3 separate regions of the Mus musculus genome follow, and all the other regions are linked to region 3. A link is a loop called in an ENCODE intact Hi-C map of the cell type or tissue named here. Cell type or tissue: heart. All regions are shown on one strand. Region 1 overlaps Rexo1 (REX1, RNA exonuclease 1). Region 2 has its middle 12 kb from the start of Tcf3. Region 3 has its middle 12 kb from the start of Mex3d.

The links. Hi-C counts contacts between places; a loop is a spot of excess contacts. Peaks named below come from ENCODE experiments on the same cell type or tissue, not always from the same donor. Only the 100,000 strongest peaks of a DNase experiment are listed, where the experiment ranks them.
Region 1: it touches region 3 in a loop (2.4-fold over the local background); 3 of 42 quality-filtered maps call a loop at or near these places.
Region 2: a loop joins it to region 3, with 5 times the contacts of the local background. A loop is called at or near these places in 8 of 42 quality-filtered maps.

The regions. Positions count from the first base shown.
Region 1 is chr10:80,548,218-80,556,217 of GRCm38, reverse strand. Rexo1 (REX1, RNA exonuclease 1) reads left to right here. Exons shown (of 15, transcript NM_025852.3): 2 at 5,153-6,885; 3 at 7,685-7,786. Gm31057 (predicted gene, 31057) reads right to left here. Exons shown (of 3, transcript NR_168571.1): 2 at 2,889-3,014; 3 at 837-2,231. Among named protein-coding and RNA genes, the nearest start is that of Gm31057, 5.3 kb to the right of the region's middle. In heart, a CTCF peak has its summit at 7,345 (motif pointing right); a DNase peak (open chromatin) is centred at 7,487; H3K4me3 peaks cover 563 bases; H3K27ac peaks cover 2,945 bases.
Region 2 is chr10:80,441,832-80,449,831 of GRCm38, reverse strand. No RefSeq gene overlaps it. Among named protein-coding and RNA genes, the nearest start is that of Tcf3, 12 kb to the right of the region's middle. In heart, no CTCF peak of the experiment used is centred here; a DNase peak (open chromatin) is centred at 3,411; H3K4me3 peaks cover 362 bases; H3K27ac peaks cover 713 bases; H3K27me3 peaks cover 4,123 bases.
Region 3 is chr10:80,371,881-80,379,880 of GRCm38, reverse strand. No RefSeq gene overlaps it. Among named protein-coding and RNA genes, the nearest start is that of Mex3d, 12 kb to the left of the region's middle. In heart, CTCF peaks have their summits at 1,952 (motif pointing right), 3,528 (motif pointing left) and 5,567 (motif pointing right); DNase peaks (open chromatin) are centred at 3,500 and 5,607; H3K4me3 peaks cover 269 bases; H3K27me3 peaks cover 1,251 bases.

The DNA of each region.
Region 1 (8,000 bases), 180 kb before region 3:
GAACTCACTTTGTAGACCAGGCTGGCCTCGAACTCAGAAATCCGCCTGCCTCTGCCTCCCAACTGCTGGGACTAAAGACGTGTGCCACCATGCCCGGCAAAGATTTTATTTATTATTAAATACACTGAAGCTGTCTTCAGACACACCAGAAGAGGGCATCAGATCTCATTACAGGTGGTTGTAAGCCATCATGTGGTTGCTGGGATTTGAACTCAGGACCTTCAGAAGAGCAGTCAGTGCTCTTACCTGCTGAGCCATCTCACCAGCCCTGAGAGGCAGGTTCTTGTCATATGGCTCCTAAACTTTATTTTAAGATATTTTTTTTTGTTTTGTTTTTCGAGACAGGGTTTCTCTGTGTAGACCTGGCTGTCCTGGAACTCACTTTGTAGACCAGGCTGGCCTCAAACTCAGAAATCCGCCTGCCTCTGCCTCCCAAGTGCTGGGATTAAAGGCGTGCACCACCATGCCGGGCTTTTTTTAAAGATTTATTTTATGCCTATGAGTATGCTATAGCTGACCAGAAGAGAACCTTGGATCCCTTGTGAGCCACCATGTGGTTGCTGGGAATTGAACTCAGGACCTTCGGAAGAGCAGTCAGTGCTCTTACCTGCTGAGCCATCTCACCAGCCCTGAGAGGCAGGTTCTTGTCATGCGACTCCTAAACTTTATTTTAAGATTTTTTTTTGTTTTGTTTTGTTTTTCGAGACAGGGTTTCTCTGTGTAGACCTGGCTGTCCTGGAACTCACTTTGTAGACCAGGCTGGCCTCAAACTCAGAAATCCGCCTGCCTCTGCCTCCCAAGTGCTGGGATTAAAGGCGTGCACCACCATGCCAGGCTTTTTTTAAAGATTTATTTTATGCCTATGAGTATGCTGTAGCTGACCAGAAGAGAGCCTTGGATCCCTTGTGAGCCACCATGTGGTTGCTGGGAATTGAACTCAGGAGCTTTGGAAGAACAGTCAGTGCTCTTAACTGCTGAGCCATCTCTCCATCCCTTAAACTAGGTTTTGAAGGCCAATATGAGTTTGTCTAGTGGCTGGAAGATGCCAACAGAAAACTCTGCTGACATGCTGACTTGATATCCAGCCTTCTAGAAAGGTTTTGGTGACTCTGAAGTGCCACTGGTTGCTGTGGGATACTGTCTTGTGTAGTGGGAAAGGCTGGGACTGAGCTCATCCTGGTCTTCTGTTAACAGGGTTCCTGCAGCTGCAGTGAGCTGTTCATCTGAGGACTTGAGAGTTTGTGTGTTGAGAGTCCTGGGACTGGGAGTCCTGGGTCTGTCCATTGAGTGGGAGGTGGGCATTGGGGCAGGTCCCAGACCTGAGTGGGTGACAAAGAGAACCTGGTTGGGGACCTTGCCATAGTTCTGAGCAGAAACCGTCATGTGGAGTGGTGGGGGCAGGGCTGCATTTAACCGTCTGAAAGCCCCACATGACCCCACCAGCCTCCATGACAAGTGACAAAAGGACCGTGTTCACATAATACTGGCCAGCATGCTCTTCCTCTGAAGATGCAGGGCCCTCAGTCGCCAGCCTGAGCTCTGGTGAGTTGGCAACTTGGGCCTGGGAGACATCCTGACTGGGTCTCTGCTGGTGTCAGGGTGGGGCATAGAGGGCCCTGGCCATCTCCACTGGGATCCAGTTAGGACGGCCAGGCTGGTCTTAGAGAATTTTCTTTATTGGCTCACAGCCCTTGTGGACCATGGGAAAGGAAGGCTACCTCTTGCCTTGCTCCAGGATATTAGCATGTGGCCCCACCGCCTTACCTATCAGCTTCTCTTCTGGACTGTCGGGTGACCATGGAGGCTCCATGGCTGTTCCTGCCTCAGAGAGCCCAGCATCTTAGGCATGGAGGGGGCACCCCTTGCATCCCACTTAGCAACTCCATCTGCTTGGAAGCCCTTGGCATCCTACAGGGCTGGCCTTATGGAAAGGGAGGGCTCTGAAGGATGACCTGGGGACAGGGATCCTCGTAGGGTAAGACTTGCTGTGTGCCTATACTGAGGCTGAGCAGCACTTCCTAGGCTCTCCCGCCCTCTTCTGTGGCCAGGTCTCACACTTGTGTGCAGCTTCCCATAGCTCTCTGGCGACCTGCTGCCGACATGTGTGGTCTCTGTGTGTGAGCCACTGAAGGTGACCTCGGAGTCTGGTCCTGCTTGGATGACCTCATGTGTCCAGTGGTGCTGAGCTGAGGGGCGTGCCTGGATCCCAGTGTAGGGTGGAAAGGGTCAACCTAGGAAAGATGGATCACAGTCCTCTGTGGAGACCTTTGGGCTGTATGGCCATCCTTGGCTTGGCATTCAGGACCATGCCCGGCAGAACGCATCTGAGACAGCCCAGCGTGGACTGGTTCTCCCAGCACCTCGCCCCAGCACCCCTTGCACTGCCCGCTCGCCTCTCCTTCCCTCTGTCTGAGGAGCACCCTTTTCCACCTCCAGGCTGGGAGCTCTCTTATCAGAGCTCTCACTGAGCCAGGCCCCAGCAGCCTCTTGGCCTTTATCAGCCTTTTGGCCTTGAGCAGAAACCTCGGGTGCTGGTGCTGCCCAGGGACTGACTTCCTGTTGTCAGGAGAGGACCAGTGTGATGCTGCCCCTGAGACTGGTGCCTCTGGCGTGGCCTGTCAGAGGTCTAGACAGATGTGTGGAAGGAATTACCCAGGACAGTGCTGCTTAGCTGTATTTGGGTCATTCCTCCCATAGACAGGCTGACCAGGTGCCGTTTCAACCTGGGGACCCCAGTTTCCTGTCCAGCGCTCTCTCTGTAGCACTAGTAGGGTGATGGACCATTCCATCACTGCCCAACCTGGGACTCAAGGACCCTTCCCTATAGGTGGGGGATCCCCAAGAAGATAACCTTTATAGTGTGAACTCAGTCACCTGTGTGGACCAACCTGTCTCCCAAGAAGCAAGGTTGAGTGTCCACGCTTGCATAGAAAGGCCCATGCCTTCCTTCTGCAGTCCTCCCGCATTACTGTTCGTTGGGCTGGTGTGATCCTCTTGTCTTAGTCTCCTGAGTCCTAGGACAGTAGGTGTGCATTCAGGCAGGGCCTTGCTGGCAGGGGCTCTGGGTGCAGTGGTCAGTTCAGCCTTGGTTGAATGTTTTAGTTTCTAAATTTTTCCTCCTTTCTTCCTCCTTCATCCCTCTCCCTCTCCCCTCCCCGGGGAGGGGGGGGGCTTTGGGTGTGCTAGACAAGTTTCTTTTGAGATTGTGTTTTGCTAGCTTAAGATGGCCTTGAACTTCTGATCCTCCTGCCTCAGCCTCCTGCATGGCTAGCCCACTGCCTCTGATCCTTAGAATGTTACTTTTTAAGAAGCCAGCCCAGTCAAGCCTGGAATCTCACCCTGGGTCACCCCAGCACCTGGGAAGTAGAGGCAGGAGGATCAGAAGTTCAAGGTCACCCTCAGCTGTACATCCAGGCTGGCTAAGATTTATTTTTGTTTGTTTTTTTTTGTTTTTCGAGACAGGGTTTCTCTGTATAGCCCTGGCTGTCCTGGAACTCACTTTGTAGACCAGGCTAGCCTCGAACTCAGAAATCCGCCTGCCTCTGCCTCTACTGGCACAGTAAGATCTTACATCAAATAACTAAAGGGAAAGTCCAGAGAAGTTGCCAATTCTTTTCACAGGTCCGTGCGAGTTTGACCCAGCCTCTGCCCCTGCCTCTCAGCAGTAGGGCCCCGCCCCCTCCGTGAGCCGTCTTGTCTCATCCCCTTTCTCAGCAAGAGAGGTTCCCTTCTCTCGTCCTTCAGGAGGTGTGGGCTCCCCTATTTGTCTCCTCATTATGAATGTGTGTCTGCATGGGTGTAGTGGGTACCCATGGAGGCTGAGGTGTCATCCCCTGGACTAGACATGTAGGCTTGTAGGTTGCCTGCTGTGGCTCTGGCTGGCTCCAGCCCCTCCCTTTCAGGTGCTTTGTGAAACAGTGAGGCACAGGAGGTTCAGGTGCCAGCTCAGTGGTGAAGGCTGAGCACTGGAATGAATTAGTTAAATCGCTTTGGCTCCTGGTGGGTCGAGTGGGTGCTGCACCCAAGAGCTCTCTGGATTCTCAAATGAAACACACACACACACACACACACACACACACACACACACACACACACACACGCCGGGTGTGGTGTCGAACACCTTTAATCCCAGCACTTGGGAGACAGAGGCAGGCGGATTTCTGAGTTCGAGGCCAGCCTGATCTACAGAGTGAGTTCCAGGATAGCCAGGGTTACACAGAGAAACCTTGTCTTGAAAAAACAACAACAAAAAAACAAAACAAAAATCTGGGCTTGCTGCTTTGTGCTTGTGATCTATGCTCTAGGGGAGGTGGAGCCAAGAGGATCTACTAGACCAGGAGTTTGAGCTAGCCTTTCAACCAGTGAGACCCTATGTCAGTCAGAATGACACATTCATGAACCTGAGCTTGCCAAGGCTGCCAGTTTAACCTCCGTGCACTCGGCTGGGGATGGTGCTACAGGCCAGTCCAGAGCCTCACACTGCTTGACTCCCATCTTAGTGCTCTCCAGGGAACCTCTTTTTGTACCCCCTTTGATACAGGATCTCATGTTGCCCAATCTAATGTTGAACTCATTCTGTAGCTGAGTATACCTTTAACTCCTGATCCTCCTGCCTGTACCTTCCTAGAGCTGGGTGATGGGCATGGCCACCACACCAGTACATGCGGGGATGAAGCCTGTGCGTCCCCAGTAGTGCCCTACCCACTGAGCCCCAGCAACACACACACACACACACACACACACACACACCTCTGCACAGGTCCTAGAGTAAACTGGGTGATCCCACCACAGCAGTGTTACAGTGTCACAGTGGTGTTACATTGTCACAGCAGGGCTTCTTGAGGCCCAAGCCTGGTATGCAGTAGGTTCTGGACTGCTGGTTCTCTTTTTATGTTTTTGGTTTTTTTTTTTTTTTTTGGTTTTTCGAGACAGAGTTTCTCTGTGTAGCCCTGGCTGTCCTAGAACTCACTTTGTAGACCAGGCTGGCCTGGAACTCAGAAATCCGCCTGCCTCTGAAATCCACCTGCCTCTGCCTCCCGAGTACTGGGATTAAAGGCGTGCGCCACCATGGCCAGCTGACTACTGGTTCTCTTAATTTGCACATCTCTAGCAAACTTGCTCAGTGGCTGTTCTGTGTTCTCTTCCCTTCCAGGGCTTGGCTATGACCCGTACAACCCAGAGCTGCCCCAGCCTCCTGTGCAGAGGGAGAATGGTGCTCTGGGTCAGGGTGATGGCATGCTGGAGCTGGAGCTGGTCAACCAGGCCATCGAGGCTGTGCGCGGCGAGGTGGAGCTGGAACAGAGGCGCTACCAGGAGCTCCTCGAGACTGCACGGGGGCACAGTGCTGGGCCTTCAGCCCTGGCGCCTTGCAGCCCTGCCACAAGCATAGATGACGATGACACCTTCTCATTGGCCCTAACTTACACGCCGGGTGGCCTGCTGAGCCCGGATGCTGCCTACCAGCCCACCCCACTGGCTGTCCCTGCCGAGCCAGGGCACAAGTACTCACTGGCCCCTTCAGACAGGAGTCAGGGCAGAGCTGCAGGAGGTGCTGGTGCCCTGGAGTATGTCCCCAAGGCTGTGGGCCAGCCGCGCCGCTGTGGCCGCCCTGTGTCTGGTGGCAAGTATGTGGTGGATAGTTCAAAACCTTCAACAGATCTAGAGTATGACCCACTGTCCAACTACTCAGCCCGGCACCTTGGCAGGGCCAGTGCTAGGGATGAGAGGGCCACCAAGAGACCGCGGGGCTCCAGGGGTGCTGAGCCATACACTCCTGCCCTCAAGAAGCCCTGTGACCCCTTCGGTGGCTGTGAGGCCAGGTTCTCAGACTCAGAAGATGATGTGACCAGCCCCCCAAAGGCTGATGTTAGCAGCCCCAAGGCTGGAGCTGACCCTGAAAGCAAGGCACCTGGGAAGCCTGTCTCCAAGGAGGGCAGAGAGCATGAGGACGGTGGCCTGCGGGGCACCAAGGAGATGGCTGTGCAGTATGACGTGGAAGACCTTGGGCAGCCCCCCAAAGCACCAGACACAGTGTCTGTGGTCAAGCCTGGCTCCCCAGCCAGGGCCTCTCAAGATGCTAGGGTCCCCAAGGAAGGTAAAGCCAAAAAGAAGAAAAGTGGGACATCAGCCAGCCTCAGCCACAAGGACAAGGTTCGCAAGAAAGACAAAAAGAAAGAGAAAGACCCAGCCAGGCCCCGAGGGAAGGAAAAGGTGTGTACGGACAAGAAGAAGCTGCCAGCCAGTAACCCCAGGGGGAAGGCCCAGGGGCCTGAAGGGACCAAGAAAAAGCCATCCTCTGCGACCACAGTGGCCAGCTCAGGGAAAGGGGGGTCAGGCCGCCCCTCCAGCACGGGACCTCAGGACTCTGGGCCTGGTCCCCATGCACCACTGGCCTGGAAGGCTGGTAGTGCAAAGAAGATGTCATCGGGAAAGTTGGTGGAACGCAAGGCCCGCTCCCTGGATGAAGGAGCCCCCCAGGACACCCCTAAGCTCAAGAAACGGGCCCTGAGCCATGCTGAACTATTTGGGGATGAGAGTGAGGAGGAGGACTCAAGCCTGGGAGCGGGAGCACCCCGGGTCTGGCCCCCGACCCTGCCCAGCCTTAGCTCAGACTCAGAATCAGACTCCGACTCCAGCCTGGGCCTGGACGAGACAAAGGTGCCCAAGCGTCTCAAGGCCGCGCCGCCCGCATCCCCCGTGCCGCCCTCCCCATTGTCCTCCTCCTCCTCGTCCTCGGGAGCCAGCCAGTGTGCAGAGGAGGATGTGGACTACTCGGCTCTGGAGAAGGAGGTGGACTTCGATGTGGACCCTATGGAGGAGTGCCTGCGGATCTTCAACGAGTCCACCAGCGTGAAGACAGAGGACAAGGGCCGGCTGGCCCGGCAGGTGAGGGCACTGGCCTTGGCAGGCTAGGGCCCTTGGAGGGGACACTCAGTCCCACGGTCATCTCCAGCCGATTCCAGCCTCTGTGACCCAAGCAGAAGCCGCTCCTTCAGCGCCGGCCTCTTATAACTCCATTCAAAATTCAGGAACCCTCGGTGGCCGCCTGCTGCCCCCCTGCACCCTGCCCAGAATGAGGATGCTGGCTTTCTACCCACCCAGCCGGCTTCCCGTGGCAGCGTCCGACTGACTGTTCAGACTGACCGGCAAAGGGGTACCGGGCCCTCCCGCCCCACGCCTGCCTCACCACCTCCTGTCCCAGCTCCTTGGCCTTTCTTGCCCCTCTCCCCTCCTCCAGCTCTTGCTTCCTTCTAGCCACTAGGCCCCTTCCTCTCCTCACTCCCTGGCCTGCCTGGCTCAGGCCAGCCTTGACCCATCTGGTAGTCCCTCCTTCTAATGTCCCCATGCTGGCCACCAGAGGGCGCTTACCCTGAACAAACAAAGATGGACTTGGCCAGTTCCTCCCAGCCCCAGCCCCGAGGGATGCCCTTGACTGGCATTCCATATCTGAACTGTCATCCTGGGCTGGGTGTGGGGGCAGCAGCAGGGACACGCCCACTTGTCCTCCTGTCCACAAGGCCTGGGAGGCAGGTGCTGGGGCCCAGCCTTGGGCCGCAGGGTGCTGATCCTCCGTAGGGCTCTCATTGGCAGGACCGCGTAGGGTCTGGCGGCAATGAGGCTGGGTGGGAAGGCAGGGGTGTGACCCAAGGAGGCACCAGAGTGAGGAGTGCATGTGTGTTTTCAGCCACCCAAGGAGAAGGCTGAGGAGAAGACACATGCGGGCCTGACCACTTTGTTCCCGGGGCAGAAGAGGAGGGTCTCACACCTTTGCAAGCCAGGCAAGGAGGTAAGACCCAGATATGGGGATACAGGGCGGGCCTCTGGAGGAAGGAGATTTGCCACCACAGTTGGGCAAAGGACCCCTGCTGTCGGCCTTTGGTAAGCTGGTATCTGGGGCTTCATGTCCCATCCAGATCTGGGCACAGGAACAGTGCACGGAGGGGTGGATAAATCCCCATGGGTTTTAGAGTTGAGTGGGCAGTCCAACCTCAGAGCCCAGG
Region 2 (8,000 bases), 70 kb before region 3:
AGAGAGAAGAAAAAACAGAAAGAAAAAAGATAGAGGTGTGGCTAGAGCCGGGGTTTGGGCTTAACCAGCAGAGGACCTGTTTCCTGTTTGCTTAGCCTGAACAAAACCCTGTCTCCCCCCCACCCCCCACCCCCAGTCATCACAGAAACCAGTCCTGGAGATTCACCCCTGTCATTCCAATACTGGGAGGTGGAGGCAGGAGGATCTGGAGTTTAAGGTGGCCTGGACTACATGAGACTTTGTTACAAAAATACACAAAAATAAATTGAAGGCTTCCATCCTCCATCTGTGGGGGCCTCTGTTTCCCCACCCTGGACAGACAGGTGTTTGTCTTTAGACTCCTTCCAGATGAACAGAAGCCAGCATAGAGGCTGCTGGCTGCTCACAGGGAACCTGATGTCTCCTGAGCTCTCTCTGTGCCCCCCCCCCATCCTTGGTCAGTCCCTTGTCTGAAGGGGACACAGTGATGGACCCCTGAGGGGCAGGTGAAGGCAACTCAGCTCCTTGGCTGGCGACAAAGCATCAGGGACCCTAGGAAGAAATCCGTGAGGGACTGGTAAGGTTCTGCCTCCGGGTGGACTAGGAACCTTAGAAATTGTGGAAGAACACAGGGTTCTCCTCATACCCAGAGGCGGGGCACCCAAAGTGGGGCCTGTACTTCTAATCCAGCTGTGCATTTATTGGGCTCCTGCTGTATACAGGGCCTTCTGGCCATCTCACCTAGGCAGTGAGTGTTTGGAGACCAACAACCTCCCTTAAGGGCCTCAGTTTCCCTTCCTGTGAAATGGGATTAGTTTCTTCCATCCCAGGCACACACTGAGGATGGAGACTGTTCTGAAGTGCATCCCATCCCTGCAGTGCTCTGGGACCACACAATTATGCAAGGATTGCTGTAATATCCTGGCCTCACCACACAGACTAAGTACTCAGCAAAGGCACGCATTAACAGATGCAGCCACTCTGCCTCAGTTTGCAAATTTGTAACACCCTCCCTAGGACCCAGGGAACATGGGATCTAGAGAGCCACCCCCACCAGGAATGAGCCTCTAGTACCCCTGTAGCCATTTACAAGAAGCCCTCCCCCTTCCCAGGCCCCCAGGCTGCCGTTCTCAGCCCAATAATCTAATCTTGTTTCCAAGGCTCCCGATCAATAACCCCCAGGCAGCGCCAAAATGAGGCTCTTAAAGGGCCAGCAGCCTGCCTGGACATTGGGGCCCATTCCCTCAGCTTTATTCAGCAAAAACTGTCCTCCATGGCCCCCACCCGCTTGCTGTGTGGCCCCAAGCCAGAGGCCTGACCTATCAGAAATGTTGGTGCCTATAGGACTCCATCTATGGGCTTGCCCAAGGAGGGAAACTGAGGAAAGATGGTGGACATTGGCTTGTGCCCTCTTGTGTAGCCTGCCTGCCTTCTGCCCTCCCTACCCTTCCTCCTGGGCAGACCCTCATCCCCAACCCCTATCCCAGGGTTTATTCAAATGCATTTATTGGGAAAAGGCCAGCCCTATATGCCTCCTGACCCAGTCCCCTCTCAGCTTCCCATACCAGGGACCAGCAGGAGCCAGAGTCCCCTCCATAAAGCCCTCCACACTTGCACCTCTGTCTTGGTCCCTGGAGTGACCAGCTGTCTGGAGATGCAGAGGTGGGCGCTCCTGGGGTCAGCAGGTGTGGAATACGCAGGAAGCAAAGAAGGAAAGCTGCCTCTGAGCTAGGCTGACAGAACCTTCCAGAAATGCAAATGGTAGCCTGCTCAGGAACAGCAATGGTGAAATCTTGGTGGATTTTTCTAGAAGCATCTGTGGTTGGCTCTCAAGAGATCACAGCGATGGGACTGTCAAGAAGACAGCCATGCTGACTGCTCAGGGGATACACAATGGGCCTGCGGGTCACTGGAAGCCATTGACCCCCCTGACCTGGCTTAGTGGCCAGCAACTGGGATTAAGGCTGAGCCTCCCTCCAGCCAGCCACTGTCCACATAGCAAGTGGCCAGGTCTGGAGCAGAGTCTAGAGATCACAGAGGCTGGGTGTATGGGGAAACGGAGGCCTAAGGAGAGCCACTGATATGCAGGCGCCCACCGACTCTGCTCCGACATACTCCAGGGGCTGCCTAAGGCTCCTGACCTGATCCTACAGGTCCTCCCTGACACCCTAGCTGATCCTCCACCTGACCACCTTCTGTGTCCAGTGTAGGGACTGCAAGGGTGAGCTGTGGTCGATGATACAGCTGACCTGGTGGCTGCTGTTGCCAAGGAGATGGCCTATGGTCACCATGGGTGACGACAGACATGAGCGGGAGGAAGAGAGGGTGACCAGAAAAGGCAGGACCCACATCAGAGAATCTGGACAGCTTCCTGCCTGTGCACCCCTGAAGACTCCAGGAATGGCCACTGGTGCACACCTGGAGATCCGCTGGCCAGTCACAGATAAACTCCTGTCTGCAGGGTCGACCAAGCAGGGCATTCTACATGGAAGGCCAATGTCCCAGGACCCTGCGGGATGAACAGCAGCTCAGCTTGCTGCATAGCCAAGAGCCCACTCCTCTGGTTCCAAAACTGATCTCTGGTTGGCAGAAGTTCCCTGGTGAAAAACATGTGGAACTAAGGCGCCGCGGGGGCGGGAGGGGGACGCTCCGTTATACAGCCTGTAATGAGTTAGGTATCTGAATAGTTTACTGGGTGTCTGACTTTAGATACAAAGGAGACACTCAGCCAGGCGTGGTGGCACACGCCTTTAATCCCAGCACTTGGGAGGCAGAGGCAGGCGAATTTCTGAGTTCGAGGCCAGCCTGGTCTACAGAGTGAGTTCCAGGACAGCCAGGGCTATAAAGAGAAGCCCTGTCTCGAAAAAAACAAAACAAAACAACCACTCCAAACAAACAAACAAACAAACAAAACAAAGGGGACACTCCAGGCATGAATCTGGCTTCCCAGCAGTGACAGGCCTCACATGGAGGAAGCTTCACAAAGGTGGAAATTGGGACAACACAGATAAACTGAGGCATGAACTATGTTCCTCTTCGAGGTTATGAGCTGAGGCAAAAGCCATGGGAATATGGGGGTGGGGGTGGTGGGATCCTGGAGCTGTCGATGTGCCTGCTGCAGCCGGTCAGTCCATCCAGTCAGTCCATGAGAACCTACTATTCACACAACATCGTTCCCAGCATAAGGATCGCCCAGAACAGATGACATGGGGGTCTTATGCATGGAAGTGAGACTCTGGGACACTAATGTGCCCAACATGAGTATTCACGCACCAACATGCTGTATAAGAACAAGCCTGTTAAGATTCTCTCGGTAGGGGTGGATCGGCGTGGACGTCGCTTGTGACATGCACGAAGTATATGAACACGTGAGCTGAGCTCGGTGCCTACAGGTGCCTTTGCACAGGTGCCTTTGGGTACACTTACGAACTGCGCTTGCGCACACCGAACAGCGCGCTGTGCACTCTGGAGCGTTTCTGAGCGTCGTCCGCCATCTAGTGGACAGATGCTGAACTGCCGCCCCATTCTGGAAAACTTGGGACGGGGGTCCCAGTGCTGCCTCTCACGTCCCTTCTAGGGGACAGTGTTTGCCATGGTTTCATTGGACTAAGAACAGGAAAGAACTGGAACAAGATTAGGGTCTGCAAGGGGTCAAAGGCAGGGCAGACAGAAAGGACACCCCCATCCCTCGCTTCTGGGCTGATCAAGTCGCAGGGAGCAAGCCAGGGAGCAGGGCTCCTCCACCGCTCTGCATCAGCTCCGACTTTGAGTTACTGCCCTCACTTACCTCATGGTAGACTGTACATTGTAATCTGAAATAAACCCTCTGTATGTGACACACAGCCACAGACAGAGATACCACTAGGTGGTGTCTCCTGCACAAGTGCACACAGGAAGACCAGGAACCCCATTCCATTTCTTCCCAGTCTCCTGGGAGTCCAGCAGTCTGGATTAGAGTCTGTGTGACCATAAGCATGTGGCCTTACAGTTCTGTGCCTGTTTTTAAATGGTCTAAGGTCACCAAAGGGACCTTTCCAAAGATAGCTGAGGTCTGGGGGCATATACAAAGGCCCTGTGCTCCAAGGCTAGGCTGAACTTCCAGGTCTCAAGGCTGGGCTGCTGAGGGGCCCGAGACTTCTGTCCTGAATTCAAGATGTGGAGACATTTGTGGGATTTTGGGGACCTAGGACCTTAAGGTGTTTCAGATGGATTCTGGGATTCTGATCTCTGGTTCTCAACTTTCAAAAGGAGGAGGAGGAGGAGGAGGAGGAGGAGGAGGAGGAGGAGAAGGAAGGAAGGAAGGAAGGAAGGAAGGAAGGAAGGAAGGAAAGAGAAAGAAAGAAGAAAACTTCAGAAGTTGGTTTCCATGCTGGGAGCTGATTGGATGTCCCAAAGTCAAGGTGGGAAGAGTGGCCCCTGTGAGCCTCAGAGGGGAGTTATTCCCAAGGTTCCCAACAGGACAATTCTCAGGGCCAGAGACCCCAGAATCTGAGGCTACACCCCAGGCCAAGTGAGGATGGCCAGCCCCACCCCCTCAGTTCCCAGTGATGAGTAGCAAAAGTTGCGGCTGCCCTGACTGATAGGCAAACATGCAAATGAGGCCCCACCCCCACTTTTCCACAGTGAGGGTCTGTATGAGGTTAGGGTGTCTCTGTATGGAGGGGTGTAGATCACCTAGAGGGCTTTAGAGGGACAGCCCCTCCCCCTCCCTTCACCCCCTGCTGTGGGAGCCCAGGCAGCTTGGCCAGTGGTAGCTGAGACACTGTGTCTGTCCAGCTCTGGCCTGGCCTCACCTGGCCACAGGATCCAACCTCACCACAGCTTGTAATGTCTAAAAAGGGGACCCTGTGTGATCGATTCTCCCCAACAGCCAGGAACCATGAGATAGGAACAACCCTGTCCCTGGGCCCAGAAAACTTCCTGCCTTCCCTGGAGCAGGCTGCACAAGGTTGCCAGTCTGCATCCAGGAGAGGGACCTTCACCTCAGGCCAGCCCGGCTCAGTCAACCACACAGAGCAGAGCATGGACAGGATAAAGCCACAGAGGCCAGAGCAGACTAGACAGAGAGACACAGACAGACAGGATAGCAAAGGGAGATGTGGGATAAAGACAGACACACAGACACACAGAGGGGGCTAAACACCCGTCATCCCAGTTCTCTAGAAACAAAGGCAGGAAGATCATGAGTTCAAGGTTATCCTTGGCTACACAGCTAGTTCAAGGCCAGCCTGAACCTACAGGGTGGTAGGGAGCTCTACAGAGGCCATTCCCTCTCCACCTGGCCTGGTGCCAGCCACCAGCTGCTGCCTCGGTTCCCCTCCCCCTTCTGGTGAGGGTGGGTGGCCCAGCTGCTGCAGGCCATGCACCACACACCACTCTGAGCCCCTGCAGCTGCTGCCCTCCCTGCCCAGGACCCCAAAGTCCACTGCCCAGAAGCAGGGGTTGTGTGGGCCTTCAGACTCCTCCGGGAAGCTTCTGTCTCCTCATCAGTGAAATGGAAACATCCATCTTCCTCCTCTCCCCCAACTGAGCACAGGGGCCACCAAGGGTCTGCAGGTCACCTCACGAGGTGTGGAGTAAAATCAGCTAATGAGGACCACTGAGAGGGCTCAGCGGGGAAAGGGGCTTGCTTCCAAGTCTGATGACCTGAGTTTGATTCCTAGAAATACCTGGTATGAGGAAAAATCTAATTCTTGTGTGTCCATGGCACATGTGAGCTCACACATACACACATGGATTAACTGTAGTAAACTTTTAAAAAATATCTAGCTGGGCGTGGTGGCACGCGCCTTTAATCCCAGCACTCGGGAGGCAGAGGCAGGTGGATTTCTGAGTTCAAGGCCAGCCTGATCTACAAAGTGAGGTCCAGGACAGCCAGGGCTATACAGAGAAACCCTGTCTCGAAAAACCAAAAAAAAAAAAAAAAAAAAAAAAAAAAAAAAATCTGATAACTCAGCAGATGGTGCAGGCCAGGGGGTAAGGGACGTGGCAGGGTTACTTTGGGGTTGGCAAATGCAAAGGTCCTGTGATCAGCAGAGACAGGGCATCCAGTGTCCTTGGAAGATAGCCTTGAATGCCTGACCCTCCTCCTTGCATCATGCCTGGCCTTCAGCTTTGGTATTTTGGAACAGGGTCTTAATCTGTATGTAGCCCAACCCAGCCCAGAACTCATGACAATTCTCCTGTCTCAGCCTATGTCACAGAGCTTACGTGTTAGACTGGAACTCAGAGCTTTACCCAGGGGCCATTTGTGGCTGGTAAGGAGAGGGACAGCCCTGTCCTCTAACCCGAGTGCCAGGACATAAGGAGGTGACAGAGGTGTGCAGGTCTGCAATCAGCCTCTCCTTCAAGCATTTTTTGTAAGATTAGTTATTCAAATATCATATTAATGTGTCTGTGTGGGGGCCACACGTGCACAAGGTCCTCAGAGGCCAGAAAAGGGTGCTGGATTACCCGGAGTTGAACTCTGTTGGCTCTGGGCTGTGATACAGATGCGGCCATCAGAAGTCCAGTCCAGTGGAAGAACAGCAGTGCTCTCAGCCACTGCACATCTCTCCTGTCTCCTGAGCCCTGGCTCTTGCAGCCCACTTCCTCCTCTGTGACCCTAGGGGCACCCCCCTAGACTCCCAGGCTCCTCACAGGGACTGCCCCTCCTTAATCCCCAGACACCTGCGGGGCCCCAGTCCCCACAGTTGAGACTCAGGATGCCCTTGAGACTTCCCACAGCCTGCTACTTGGCTATCAGTGTATTACTTCCTCTGTCTAAAGGACATGGTGGCCTATCTGTCTCCCCAGCACATGGGAAGCTGTGGCTGGAGGAGATGGCCTTCCAGGCCAACCTGGGCTACATAGTGAGACCCTGCTCCCCAACACCCCCTCCCAAAGTGGGGAGGAAGGTGGGGGGGTGTCTTAGTCAGGGTTTCTATTCCTGCACAAACATCATGACCAAGAAGCAAGTTGGGGAGGAAAGGGTTTATTCAGCTTACGCTATTCACACTGCTGTTCATCACCAAAGGAAGTCAGGACTGGAACTCAAGCAGGTCAGGAAGCAGGAGCTGATGCAGAGGCCATGGAGGGATGTTCTTTACTGGCTTGCTTCCCTTGGCTTGCTCAGCTTGCTCTTGTATAGAACCAAGACTACCAGCCCAGGGATGGTCCCACCCACAAGGGGCCTTTCCCTCTTGATCACTAATTGAGAAAATGCCTTACAGTAGGATCTCATGGAGGCATTTCCTCAACTGAAGCTCCTTTCTCTGTGATAACTCCAGCTGTGTCAAGTTGACACAAAACTAGCCAGTACAGGGGGTCAATCAGTAAAGTATTTGCCACACAGGCAGGAATCTGAGTTTAAACCACCAAATCCACATAAAGGGATGAGTATGGCTTTGCACACCTGGAGATAGGGCTGGAAGGTCCCCAGGGACTTCCTAGCCACTCAGCCTAGTGGAACTGGGGAGCTCTGTGTTCTGTAAGAGGTCCCATCTCCAAGCCCTAAGTTGGAGAAAGTGGGATGACCTGGGACCCGCCTGGCGGATGTGAGAAAGGAGACTCACAAGCTACCCTCTCACCCTGACATTTGCACTGTGGAGCTTGTGCACACACACGCATGCACACGTATGCACAGACATGCACACGCATGCGCATGCATGAGATAAATGAAGACATTTTATTTCTCTATCTATTCTTTAATTTACTTGTTTTGAGACAAGTTCTTGCTATCGAGCCCTCTAGATGACGCTGGCCAGGAACTCAGTCTATATGGAGATCCGCCTGCCTCTGCCTCCCAAGTGCTGGGATTAAAGGCCTGCACCACCACCAACCAGCTAAGTACAAATTTTAAAATAGTAAGTCAGCGAGCAATCAGGGAAGACACCCCATGTGGACCTCTGACCTTCTGACCTCCTCAGGCAAACACACACGGGTACCCAGAAAGATAAATAAAAACAGGACAAACAAACTCATGAAACGTCCCAGAGAGCAAAGCCTGCATAAACCAGCTACAGCTCGACTTTCCAAATCGA
Region 3 (8,000 bases):
GTTTTATTGGGGTTACAGGAACAAAAATGAGCCAAAGACAGCTGCACCACCAAGGCCCACTCAGCTTGTGTGACAGCTCCCAAATCTGGGAACCTGAAGCACACCAACCTTCGCCTGGTCCGGTCACACATGCCACTCCCCTTGGTGGTTTTCAGCTCCCCGACCTAGGGGGAAGCTCTGCTTAGTCTGCTTCGGCCTTTCCGGACACAGGACCCTAGAGGGTCAGAAACTTCTGCCTCCTCCTCGGCCATGGTTCAACTCCTAAGGAGGAACACGCGGCAGGTTACAGAGCCCATAGGAAAGCCAGGCATGAAAGGTGACAGGCTATCAGATACATGGCGCTCAGCCAGAGAAGGAAGAGGCAGGACATCACACGTCGTCGTATGCCCCGTCTATAGGAGAGGGGTCACTCCTAAGACCTACATCCTACGCTGGGACCTGAGGGGCTGGGCTGTTTGAGGTTATGTTCACCGCCACACACAGAAAATCCCAAGAACCTCTCTTGGGACCTTACTGTCATGGGGGGGGGGGGCAGTCTTTCTAGGAGCAACGAAGGTCCTGGAGGGTGAGAGGTGTGGAAGCCCACGCATGCCTTTAGTCCCAGCACTCCCGAGCCAGAGGCAAGAGGATCTCTTGAGTTTGAGGCCAGCCTGATCTATAGAGTGATTCCCAGGATAGCCAGAGCTACACAGAGAAATCTCGTCTTGAAAACCAAAAAATAAAAGGGGGTCAGGGTGGAGGTCACCCTGGCTTAGGGCACCAGGTCCCGTGTGTGTGTGACAGGTGGTCTGAGGGAAGAGACCCTTGAGGCCACTCACCTGGATCTCAGCACTTGGTAGACTGAGGCTGGAGGATGGTCAGCTCAGGGCCAGCCTGGACTACATGAAAACCTGTCTTAAGGAAAGAAACGAAGGAAGCAGGGAGGCTTGGGTGGGCTGTGGCTGGGTAGAGTGCTTACCCAGCATGCATGGGACCCTGGGTTTCAGAGCCAGCACTGTATAAGTCAGGCGAGCTGATGCAGGCCTTTTTATTCCTGCATGCAGGACGCTGAGGCAGGAGGATTAGGAGTAGACAGTGAAGCAGTCAGATAGACACAGGGTGAGCCTGAAGTGACAGGGACGCACCCCAAGGACACTCAGCCTTCAGCCTTCAAGATAACGGAATCAGCCCGTCGTGCCCTGATGTTTCAATGGCTCCACTGAGACTCTTTGTCCCCGCAGCCCTGACCAAAGAAACTAAAATTTGGAAGGCACAACAGCGAGTGGTCAGCAGCAGAGGGTGGCTGTGGCCGCAGGGCAACGGCTGGATAAGATAAACTGTACAGCTGACAGCACCTGCAAGCTGCCACAGTTTGGAAAGGAAGAGAGTGACCCGCAGGGGGTCGAGGACAGGCAGAGCAAATTGGCTGGTGGAGGGAGCCTTCAAAAGGAGGTGGGACCTGGGGACCTGAGTTCCAAATGGTGTGTGGCTGCAGGCATATGTGGGAGCGGCTGGTGCCACAGCAGTCGCAGGGAGCTCAGAGGTCAATCTGCAGGCCCTGGCTCTGCCCATCCACCCTGTGTCTGGGCAGCAAACTAGGTCCTCAGGTTTGGAGGCAAACACATTTCCCTGCTGAGACAGCTCACCAGCACTTTAGTCTGTTATATTTCTTTACTTGCCTTTTAAAAACATCATCTGGAAACCGGGCGTGGTGGCGCACGCCTATAATCCCAGCACTCAGGAGGCAGAGGCAAGCAGATATCTGAGTTCAAGGCCAGCCTGGTCTGCAAAGTGAGTTCCAGGACAGCCAGGGCTATACAGAGAAACCCTGTCTCGAAAAACCCAAAACCAAAAAACAAACAAACAAACAAACAAACAAAAAAACCCAACAACAAAAAACCCCATCATCTGATTTAATATCTATGGCATTTTGCCTGCATCTCTCTGTGCATGTACGTGCAGTACCGGCAGCAGCCAGAAGGGGGCGTCGGTCCCCTGGAGCTGGAGTCACAGAAGGTTGTGAACCCCCATGTGGGAGCTGGGAACCGAATGGATCCTCTGCGGGAGCAGCTGGGTGCTGTAGCCGCTTGCCCATCCCTCCCGTTCTCCCTGAGGTGTCCCCAGACCCTGAGCCCTGGGACCACAGGCCGACACTTCTCCTCCACTTCTGGTTAACATCCAGGTGTTGACATAGGCGAATCAGGGCAACACAAGGACAAACTGATAAAAACACTGGGATCCCAGAGCACAACACACACACACACACACACACACACACACACACACACACACACACACACACACACACACGAAAAACGTAGCATCGGCCCTCCCCTTCTCACCATCTTTCTGGTGCTCAGGAATGTCCTGGCAGATGCTCTCAGGAGCGTCAACGCTGAGAAACAGACAAAAGTCAGGTCTCAGGTCCTCATCAGTCGCCTCCAGAGTCTCTGTTCACTCCCTATCGGTGATAGGGAGTGAACAAAAGCATGGTTGCAGTGGTAGATTTGACATCCATCACTGCTGAGCACGGAGCTGGGGAAATTGTGAACCTCCCAGGCAGGTTGAACAAGTGTGGAGCAGTCAGCCCTAGATTTGCTGTGCAGCTCAAAGACCTTGAGACAGGGCAGAAGACCCCAGTGTGGATTCACTGTGCTGACACCCTCAGCTGGCATTATGGACCGTGAAGAAGCAAGACAGAAAGGAACACACGGGAGGGAATCCTGGGATTCTTCTAGAGATCTAAAACATAAATAAAAAGCCTCTGAGGAGGCTGGAGAGATGGCTCAGTGGTTAAGAACACTGACTGCTCTTCCAGAGGTCCTGAGTTCAATTCCCAGCAACCACATGGTGGCTCACAACCATCTGTAATGGGATCTGATGCCCTCTTCTGGTGGGTCTGAAGACAGCAACAGTGGTGGCACACGCCTTTAGTCCCCTGCTAACTATAATCATTTCACGATAAATGACACAGGCAGAGATCAAGCGTTGGATTCTATAAATATTTCTACTAGGGCCTGGAAGATGGCTCAGCAGGTGCAGGAGCTTGCTGCCAAGCCCAGCAACGTGAGTTCAATCCTCAGGACCCACATGGTGATAGGAGATAGTGGCTCCAACTTGTTCTCTGATGCCGGGCAGTGGTGGCGCACACCTTTAATCCCAGCACTTGGGAGGCAGAGGCAGGCAGATTTCTGAGTTCGAGGCCAGCCTGGTCTACAGAGTGAGTTCCAGGACAGCCAGGGCTGCACAGAGAAACCCTGTCTTGAAAAACCAAACCAAACCAAACCAAACCAAACAAAACTTGTTCTCTGACCTCCCCATGATCATACACACAACAAATATGGATTTACGTTTTAAATTTTATTTGCTTAAGAATTCTATGCTAAAAAGTTCACTCACCTCAAGGCCAGCCTGGTCTACAGATCTAGTTCCAGAACAGCCAGATTATACAGAGACCCTGGATCAAAAAAAAAAAAAGGCGCCCTGGACCTATCTTCTGTCGCCCCCGTGTGGCCAAAGCGGCACATAACACCTTGTTCACAAGCACAGCTTGCACTTCCAAAACTCGCCACGCTGGGCCCTGTTTCACCAAGCAGCCCACAGTGAGCTGAGCCTCTGCCTGCTACAGGGCCCTCTCTGATGTGTCCCAGGCCTTGTCTCTTTCCCCAGACTCTGACAGTAGTAACTGGAAAGTGGTTTTTTGTGGGTTTTTTCTTTTTCTTTTTCTTTTTTTTTTTTTTTTTTTTTTTTTGGTTTTTCAAGACAGGGTTTCTCTGTGTAGTCCCGGCTGTCCTGGAACTCACTCTGTAGACAAGGCTGGCCTCGAACTCAGAAATCCACCTGCCTCTGCCTCCGCTGGGGTTAAAGGCATGTGCCACCACGTCTGGCTGTTTTGTTTTTGTTATTTTTTTAAATTAACAGATAAATTTATTCTTCACTTATTTACTACACCTGACTGCAACTTCCCTTCCTCCTAGCCCCTACAACCTCCGCTCCTCCCAGGCGCTCCAGATCCACAGTTGCTCCACTTCCCTTCAGAAAAGAGCAAGCCTCCGAGGGATATCAACCAAACACCACATAGCAGGTTACAAGATGGGCACAAACATCTCATATCAAGAATAGGCGAGGTGACCCATTACAAGGAAAAGCTTCCCATGAGCAGTGACAACCCCACTCCCGCATCACCACACATTTGCAGAGGACCAAGTGCTGACCCATGCAGGCTTAGAGCTTCAGTGTCTGTAAGCCGCCCTGAGCACTGATTGACAGATCCTGCGGGACTTGGTTTATTATTATTATTATTATTATTTCAGTTAATTATTTTTTCTTCAGATGGCATCTCATTATGTAGCCCTGGCTGTCCGGGAATTCTCAATGTAGACTAGACTGGCTAGTCACAGACATCCCCCTGCCCCTGCCTCCAGAGTGCTGGGAATAAAAATGTCTACCACTAAGTCTCATTTCATAGTTTTCAGTAGAAACGCCTGTGGCTTTGTGTGCAGAACTCCTGGTTGGGAGTGCCATAGCTTCATGATGATCCACCGCTGCCACCCTAGCACTCGGGAAGCCGAGGCAGGGGGATTTCTGAGAATTCAGGATAGAGAAAAACTTGGTCTCAAAAAGCAAACAAAGAAAACTGATTCATCACAATGGCTCAGGGGCACCCGAGTTAGGTTCCCAGAACCCACGTGATGGGAGAGAACTGGGTCCTGCTCCCTACCCTCTGACCGACATGCATGTTAGCCCACATCAATGACAATGCTCACCAACAGGGCCAGGGCAGCAACTGCAGAGCTTACCCAGCACAAAACCATGAGTTCCATTCCCAGAACCTCCGAAGCCCTGTGTGGTGGCACACGCTTGTGATCCCTGCACTGGAGAGATGGAAGTCAGAGGGTTGGAGGTTCAAGGTCATCTACTACTTAGAGGTATCAGTGACTTCACTGTACAGAGGGGGAAACTGTGGCTTCTAATTCACCCTCTCTCCCCCTCAACCGCCAGACATTTGTAAAACTGCCATTAAAAAAAAAATCTTTAATCCCAGCACTTGGGAGGCAGAGGCAGGTGGATCTCTGAGTTTGAGGACAACCTGGTCTACAAAGTGAGTTCCAGGACAGCCAGGGCTACACAGAGAAACCCTGTCTCAAAAAAAAAAAAATCTCAGAGCTGCAGAGATGGCTCAGTGGTTAAGAGCACCCACTGGTCTTCCAGAGGTCCTGAGTTCAGTTCCCAGCAACCAAATGGTGACTCACAACCATCTGTAATGAGATCTGATTCCCTCTTCTGGTGTGTCTGAAGAAAGCTACAGTGTATTTATATACATAAAATAAACAAAATTTTTAAAAAAAGAAGAAGGCCGGCCTGGTCTATAGAGTGAGTTCCAGGACAGCTAGGGCCACACAGAGAAACCCTGTCTCAAAAAATCAAAAAAAAAGAAAAAAAAAAAAGAAAAAAAATCTCCCCTCATGCCACAAAGTCACCTTTAATCCCAGCAGTTGGGAGGCAGAGGCAGGCAAATTTCTGAGTTTTTACATGCCTGAGTGCTTTTCAGTATGTGTATGATCTGTGTGATACACTTCCTACAGAAGCCAGAAGATGGCGACAGAGCCCCTGGAACCAGAGTGACCGCCAGTTGGGAGCTACCCTAGTCCGCTACCTAGTCCGTGCAGGTTGTGGGGGTGGCTTAGCAGGGCGCTTCTTCACCCTCTGCGCCTTTGCTTTTCTTTCTTTCCTTCTTTCTTTCCTTCTTTCTTTCTTTCTTTCTTTCTTTCTTTCTTTCTTTCTTTCTTTCTTTCTTTCTTTCTTTCTTTCTTCTTTTTCAATGCAGAGTTTTGTCCTCCTGAGCTAGGGGACACTATTGCAGGTTGTTGTCTTCGATATCCTGGGCCCTACAGAGTGCTAAGCGCTGACCCTGGCCTCTACTCACTCCATGTGGGAACCCCCTGAGTCCTGACAGCCCAAATGTCCCCAAAGTGTTCTTGGAAGGGCAGAACCACCCAGCTGGATCCCTGGACTTACAGAAGATTTTTGTCACTTCCTTTTCTTTCCTTCCTCCCTCCCTCTTTCCTTCCTTCCTTTTTTTTTTTTTTGTTTTTTCTTTCCTTTTTTTTCTTTTTCGAGACAGGGTTTCTCTGTGTAGCCCTGGCTGTCCTGGAACTCACTCTGTAGACCAGGCTGGCCTCGAACTCAGAGATCCACCTGCCTCTGCCTCCCAAGTGCTGGAATTAAAGGCATGCACCACCATGCCCGGTTCCTGTTTGTTTTTGAAACAGGGTTTCTGTGTAGCCCTGGCTGTCCTGGAACTTTGTTGCCTCTGCCTTCTGGGATTAAAGGCATGCGCCAGCACTGTCTAGGTCCTGGTTTTAAAGATTTGTATGAGTGTTTTCCTGTATGCTCTGGGCCATGATGTCCAGAAGGGGGTGGTGAATCCCTTGGAGTCACAGATGGTTGTGAGCCTCCACGTGCTAGGAACTGAACCTGGGTCTTCTAGAAAGGATGGCATGCTCTTTTAAAAAGACATTTCTTTCTTGTTTGTTTGTTTATTTGTTTTGTTTCAAGACAGGGTTTCTCTGTGTAGCCCAGGCTGTCCTGGAACTCACTCTGTAGACCAGGCTGGCCTCAAACTCAGAAATCCTCCTGCCTCTGCCTCCCAAGTGCTGGGGTTAAAGGCATGTGCCACCACTGCCTGGCAAGATATTTATTTCTTTTATATGAATACACTGTCGGTCTGTGTCTTCGGACACACCAGAACAGGGCATCAGATTCCAATGTGAGCCACCATGTGGTTGCTGGGAATTGAACTCAGGAACTCTAGGAAGAGCAGTCAGTGCTCTTAACCGCTGAGCCATCTGGAAGCTGTGCTCTTCATGTTTCCCCAGTGATCACAAGACTGCCTGGAGGTTTCTCCATCTGCGAGGCCTGAAGAGGAGCCAGGAGAGGAGATCAGGCACTACCCACCACTCTGCACATCCCTGCCTGTGTCGGGGCCTCTCCCTGAATCTACAGCTGGGCTGGAGGCAGCAAATCCCAGAGCTCCCTGTCTCCTCCCCACACTGGGATGGAGATCCAGGCTGGTTATGTGGGTGTTGGAGATGCAAAGGCATCTATCTCCTCATCCTAGTCCCGGAAGTGCTCTCTCCGTTAGCCGCCTCCACAGCTCCAGTCTTTGCTTTCACAGAACAGGAGCTAGGTTCTCTGCCCTTCACCCAGGTGCCCAGGCTCACTCACCCAGCTTGTCTCAGCCCCTCTGGTGGCAACAACTCACTGCAGGCATACCCTCTCTTAGCTCTTTGTCAGGACCCACAAGGAGGAATAAATTGGTCTCTGTGCAAAGGAGGCGTCTTGTGAAGCCCAAACTGGCCTTGAACTTGCAGCCTAGCCCAGGATGAGCTTGGGTCCACTTCCCGAGTGTCAGGGTGACAGGTCTGTGTCATTTCTCCAGGCCAGGGATGAACCTGAGACCTCAGCTACAGCCTCACTTCCGTTTTCCTTTTTAATGTCTGAGACAGGGTTTTGCTCTGTAGTTCAAGCCTGGAGCATGTGATCCTCCTGCCTCAGCTGCGGGAGTGAGCATTGGGAGGTGTGTACTGCCACACTTTTGGCTTGGTTTTCTTGACTCGCTGAAGCGGGGTCTCGATGTATAGACCTGCTTGGCCTGAGTCCTCGGCTGATCTTGAACTTGTGGCAATTATTGTGCATCCAGCTTGCAGGCACGTGCGACCAGGCCTGGGTCACGGATGTTTATTGCTTGGTTGGAACAGCTAAACAACACCAGGTCAAACCAGTTTGAGTCAAAATGTCCCTTACTTCCCCTGTGTTTCTCCACATCCCCGCCAGGTTCCCCACTGCTAAATAGAAATTTCAGTTCTGGTCTATTCCAAGAAATCCAAGATACAGTTATGTCCCACTGAGACTTCCTGTGATGCAAAGTCAAAAGACAGACTCGACAGACTCAACTCAGAAATCAGCTACAGAAGGACGCGGCTCAGCAGTCTGCCCTCCTCTGATGCCACAAAAGCACA